Linked DNA regions of Homo sapiens: region 1 is linked to region 2. A link is a loop called in an ENCODE intact Hi-C map of the cell type or tissue named here. Cell type or tissue: heart right ventricle. All regions are shown on one strand. Links, peaks and the distances in the headings refer to the core of each region. The heading gives the core; the rest is flanking DNA. Region 1 overlaps MIR3945HG (MIR3945 host gene). Region 2 has its middle 11 kb from the start of LINC02437.

The links. Hi-C counts contacts between places; a loop is a spot of excess contacts. Peaks named below come from ENCODE experiments on the same cell type or tissue, not always from the same donor. Only the 100,000 strongest peaks of a DNase experiment are listed, where the experiment ranks them.
Region 1: it touches region 2 in a loop (2.1-fold over the local background); 2 of 110 quality-filtered maps call a loop at or near these places.

The regions. Positions count from the first base shown.
Region 1 is chr4:184,847,054-184,849,975 of GRCh38, reverse strand. The region is part of intron 2 of MIR3945HG (MIR3945 host gene); the gene reads left to right. Among named protein-coding and RNA genes, the nearest start is that of MIR3945, 2.6 kb to the left of the region's middle. RefSeq lists a silencer at 485-554. In heart right ventricle, for the core only: no CTCF peak of the experiment used is centred there; a DNase peak (open chromatin) is centred at 1,293; H3K27me3 peaks cover 358 bases.
Region 2 is chr4:184,977,045-184,979,966 of GRCh38, reverse strand. No RefSeq gene overlaps it. Among named protein-coding and RNA genes, the nearest start is that of LINC02437, 11 kb to the left of the region's middle. In heart right ventricle, for the core only: no CTCF peak of the experiment used is centred there; a DNase peak (open chromatin) is centred at 1,556; H3K27ac peaks cover 497 bases.

The DNA.
Region 1 (2,922 bases), core at 330-2,829, 130 kb after region 2:
CATGAACATAGACTGTTTTTACATTTATTTGGTTTCTTCTTTGATTTATTTCAACAAAGCTTTGTAGTTTTCACAGTATAAGTTTTGTACATCTTTGTTAAATTTACTTCTAAGTATTTTAGAATTTTTATCTTAAGTGAAATTACTTTCTTAATTTCATTTTTGGTTTGCTCATTGCTACTGTATACAATACAATTAATATTTGTACATTGCTCTTAATCCTGTAACCTTGCCGGACCTTATTCATTTTAAGTTTGTTCTTTGAATATGTGAAACATTAAAAAGATTTTAAAAGCCAGAACTATACACAAAGGTATTGTCCTTGTAATTTTATATCTGATTGGAAGAATTCTCCACAGACTAGCTTCTGGCGATGTACTTTTCAAACCTTGTTTTTCTCCACTACCCATATATTTTCATGCGAATTCTGGGTACTAGGAGATACAGTCATACCACAGTATGACCTCTGGTCCTGGACTTTAGTGTCACAATGCTGTTTGAGTTAGTCAGTAAGCCATAGGAGTATTCCTGGAAGTCATTTCTACACTGGGGTGCCCAGTAATAACTTAACCATGTGTTGAAGTTACTGAAAACCACATCATTATAACCTACTCCACCAAAACTAAATATAGCTATAACTCAATTTCCCCTTAGCTGGGTCTCCAAAATGCCCAGTAACACCTGACGCAAGGGGATGTGATGGAAGGGAGGCTGAAGTGAAGGTACAGCAGACTTAACTAGTTGTAGTAAAGATACTTTACCTCTGAACATTTACGAAACATATGACCATGTGAACACAATTCTGGGTCCCCTCTGGGGCCTCGGAAGAAGGTGTCAGTGCTAGTGAGGGGCTCTAAAAGTGAAAACTTCATTAAATTCATTGCAAATCCACCTTTCTACTCCAATTCTCAGTTGTGTTCCTTTATTTGCAAAATACAAATAATATTTGCTTTGCCTATTTGAAAGGTTATTGTGATATATAATGAAATTTGTGTTTTTTTTAAATTTATATTATTATTTAATGCCTGATTAGAGTTTTTGTGTATTTCATGCGTTAAGAGTTTTACATGTATTTTCCAAAATTGGCTACAATAATACCTCCCTTCCCACATTCTCTTCTTATGGTGACTCTGACACTCCTCCACTGAGAGGACACTTTGCTCCCTCTCTTTGAATTTGGATGTCGTCTTGTGACCGCAGCAGAAGTGATACTATGACTCCAAGAGCTACGTCATAAGTGGCAATACAGCTTTCACTTGGCTCTCTTGAAATCAAACTGCTGTGAGGAAATTCAAGCCATAGAGAAGCCCACAAAAGGAACAGACAGCTCCCTCCAACTTCCCAGCCATGTGAGGGAGCCACTTTGAAAGTGGTCTCTCCAGGTCCCATTAAGCTGACAGGGTGGAACACAGACAAGCTGTAGATCCATGAGCAAAAGAAATGACTATTGTTGTTTTAAGCCTTTAGATTTTGGACTGGTGTATTATGCAGCAACTGATAACTGATACACCATCCCAGCTTTCCAGTGAAATCCCTCTCCACTCACGCCAAAATGAGCTTCCCCCTGTTCTGCAGTACACTTTGCAATTCCCCACCACTATGGCTTTCTCATGCCATCTCTTCCAGAATGTTTTCTGCCTACTGAAATACGACTTATCCTTAAAGTCCTCTCTCAAATGCTGCTTCCTCTCTAAAGCTTCTCTCACTGCCCCCGCCGGCTTTCCTATCTCCCTCTTCTGAAATCCTGGAGACCTTTGATTCTATCTTTTATACAGTACTTATTGCCAGGATTGAGATTTAGGATATTTATCAACTGACCCCTTCCTGGATTATCAGCCCTGGGAGCACTCTCTGCCTTGTGGCAAAGTTGGTTCCACACCTTTTCAGCTCCTCTTCTAGCCTAGAAGCACCTTAAGGGCAGGGTGCCTCATATATTTTTCCTCCATGCAAAACATAGGTTTTTGCACATAGTAAACTTCACACATCATCATCATTATTACTATTACTATTTTTGAGTCAAAGTCTCACTCTTGTCCCCCAGGCTGGAGTGCAATGACGCAATCTCTGCTCACTGCAACCTCCGCCTCCTGGGTTCAAGTGATTCTCCTGCCTCAGCCTCCCGAGTAGCTGGGACTACAGGCACATGCCACCACACCCAGCTAATTTTTGTATTTTTAGTAGAGACGGAGTTTCTTCATGTTGGCCAGGCTGGTCTCGAACTCCTGACCTCAGGTGATCCACCCATCTCGGCCTCCCAAAGTGCTGGGATTACAGGTGTGAGCTACCGCGCCCAGCCCATACATTATTTTATAAATAATTTGTTGGGACTTAAAGACGGAGAGATAATACTTAGGGGAGAAAGAAGATTAAACCTTTAAAATTATAAATTACTGAGAAATAAGATCATTTTTCTTAAACTGGGATTCTGAAGTCACAGTGTTTTTGATCTGGCAGCTTAGAGATCATTTAATTGGGTCTCACAATTTTTTTTTTTTTTTTGAGACGGAGTTTTGCTCTTGTTGCCCAGGCTGGAATGCAGTAGCGGGATCTCAGCTCACTGCAACCTCTGCCTCCCAGGTTCAAGCCATTTTTCTGCCTCAGCCTCCCGAGTAGCTAGGATTATGGGCATGGGCCACCATGCCCAGCTGATTTTTATATTTTTAGTAGAGACAGGGTTTCATCATGTTGGCCAGGCTGGTCTCAAACTCCTGACCTCGTGATCCTCTCTCCTCGGACTCCCAAAGTGCTGGGATTACAGGTGCGAGCCACCACGCCCGGTGATTCTTACATGTTTGTGTGCAAAACAATGCCTTGAGGAAGATGCGGGAGGGGCACACAGGTTCTGGAGTCCCCTTCCAGACATTCTGAACAGGCAGATCTGGGTGGGCTCATGCAGTCGCCTCCTTAACAAGCTGCCCACGT
Region 2 (2,922 bases), core at 96-2,595:
GTGACTTCCATCTGCCAGGCACGGCTTATCTCCCGGCATGTGGACGTGAACAAGGCACACTTGGCCGCTTCCCTCATGAAGCTGGGAGTCTAGTGTTGTCTCTCTCTCTCTCTCTCTCTTTCTCTCTCCTTCTGCTCCCACCAGCTAAACCCTCCCCTTCCCTTTTTTCTCTTCTGTGGCTTCTGCTTCGTTCCTTCCCTCTGCGGGTCGTAGGCAAATGCTCTCCTGCACCCCTCAGTCCTGCGAGACGGTCCTGCGTGTCTCGTCGCTCAGCTCCCGACAAGAGGGCCTGAGTGCAGTGCAGTCAGGGCAGAGCCTTACAGGAGCCCACGCTGCAGCCACGCCAGCCGGGGTTGCTGCCTTTGAGACAGGCACTCTGCCCTGGGGCTGACAGGATGCTGGCACCCAAGCTACTTCTGGATCCTTCTATCTAACTGTGTATTAATCAACAAGAGTGTATACATTTTCTGAATTATTTTGGGGACCAATCTGTTGAGTTCCAGGGCCTGCTCCATTCACAGCCATGCGGACGGGCTTCTCACCCACAGTTTGCCATGAAACAAGAAATAGACATAGAAGAAATCTGACCCAAGAAAAGTAATAATGTCACACAGAAAGTCCCTTTTACAGGTCTCTATTTGAATATCTATGAGTATATCCTTTGGATACATTTCCAGAAGTAGAATCATGGGATCCAAGTGCATGAACATTTTAAAATCACACGTGTATTTTTAGAAGGCCTTCTTTGGAGGCAGTGCTTTAAAAGAGTGTCCATGAGGCTTTTGGGAATCCTGGCACGCAGAAGGTAGCAGCCACGAGTGTTTTGCAGAAGTGAGTGAGGGCAGTACTGTTGCTGCCTCTTGCATCCCACCACAAAGCATGAGTGACTGTGGGACCGCCCTGGTCAATCCAGCGGGCAAGGGCAGGGGCAGAGTCAACAGACACACAGCTCAGTAGACTGTGGGTAAGAAACCCCCTTGGGACAGCTGTGAATGGGGCAGGCCCCAGAACACAACAGACGGGTCCCCAATATAATACAGAAAATGTATAAACTCTCATTGATCAATGGGTACAAATATGCAGTCAGATAGAAGAAATGAGACCTAGTGTTCGATAGATCAGTAGAGTGACCATATTTGACAATAATCTACTGCACAACTCAAAATAGCTAGAAGAGAATGATTGAAATGTTCCCAGCATAAAGGAAAGATAAATATTTAAGGTGAGGGATAACCCAATTCCCCGACTTGACCTTTACACAATATAGCAATGTGTCAAAATATCACATATGCCCTGAAGATTTGTACAGCTCTTATGTAACACTAAAAAAGATTAAAATAATATTACAACATTTTTTAAACTGGAAGCTTTTTATAATGAGCACCTGCTACTTTTCAAATTGGAGATGGGGGCAGTAGAAAATAATATTGCACAAGAAAAAAACCTATTTCCTGAGAAGGATAAGAACATTCTAGTGAGTCCTGGCTAAAGATATAAGCAGACGTGACTCCATCCATGTTGGCTGTCTCCCAGGAGCAGAGGGCGAGGCTAAGAGAAGGGTTCAGGGAACTCGGTCTGTGGAAGGTTAGAGACAGAAAGAGGACGGAACACTGGGACCTCGGGGAGGGCGGAGCTGGGGGAGGGCTGAGAGCATGAACTCACTTCTTATGTTCTTTCTTGTTGTTTTTTGCACTATAAATATATTTTGTTATCCATGAATAAAGCACTTGACATTTACTAAATATTTATAATTCTTCTCATTTTTACTTTTCGAGGCAATTTTAATTGAAAAAAATGTTTCCAGCTTTACTGAGGTATGATTAACAAATACAAATCATATATATTTGGTGTATACAATGTGATCTTTTGATACATATATATATATACACTTTGTGAATATATACACGATCAAACTAATTAACATATCCATCACCTCCCATAGTTACCTTGTGTGTGTGTGTGTGTGTGTGTGTGCTGAGAACACTTCAGCTGGTGACTGTAGCTAATAATCACGGATTGTGTACTTGAAATTTGCCAAGACAGCAGATCAAAAGCGTTCCTCTGTTGCCCAGGACAGCCCTGAAGGAGGTTTGAAAGCATGGCCATGCTGTTCCTAACAGAGCCCACATCCATTAGATTTGCTATTTTGAAACTTTTTTTTCTGTAGAGATTTACACTTCACACCTTCCCTAAACACAAATAATTCTTTCAGTTGAAAACTTGAACGATTTACCTATCTCTACTGTTTTCATTCTTATCATTGTATAAACATAATTTTCCCCAGTTGTAATCAACGAATATGTGTCTTTGTTCTTTTTATTCATACATACTTTTCCACATATTGACAGAGTCCATATATGTATTATTTTATTTTATTTATTTTAATTTGTTTTGGAGACGGAGTCTTAATGTCCCCCAGCCTGGAGTGCAGTGGTGCGATCTCAGCTCACTGCAACCTCCACCTCCCAGGCTTAGGTGATCCTCCTGCCTCAGCCTCCCTCCCAAGTAACTGGGACCACAGGTATGTGCCACCATGCTTGGCTAATTTTTTGTATTTTTGGTGAGATAGGGTTTCTTCGTGTTGGCCAGGCTGGTCTCAAACTCCTGAGCTCAAGTGATCTTCCTGCCTCGGCGTCTCCCAAAATACTGGGATTACAAGAGTAAGCCACCATACCTGGCCTACATATTATTTTAATGGCTTTGAATATATTTTTTCAAATGAATATATTCTTTCAAATGAATATATTCTTTCAAATGAATGGCTGGGCATTTGAATTGCTTACAGATGTTTTTGCTATTATGAAAAGCATAACTTCAAACTATGCATCTAACAAAGGTGCATATATATATATATATATATATATATATATATATATATATATATATAAGCATCTATAAGGAACTTAAATTTACAAAAGAAAA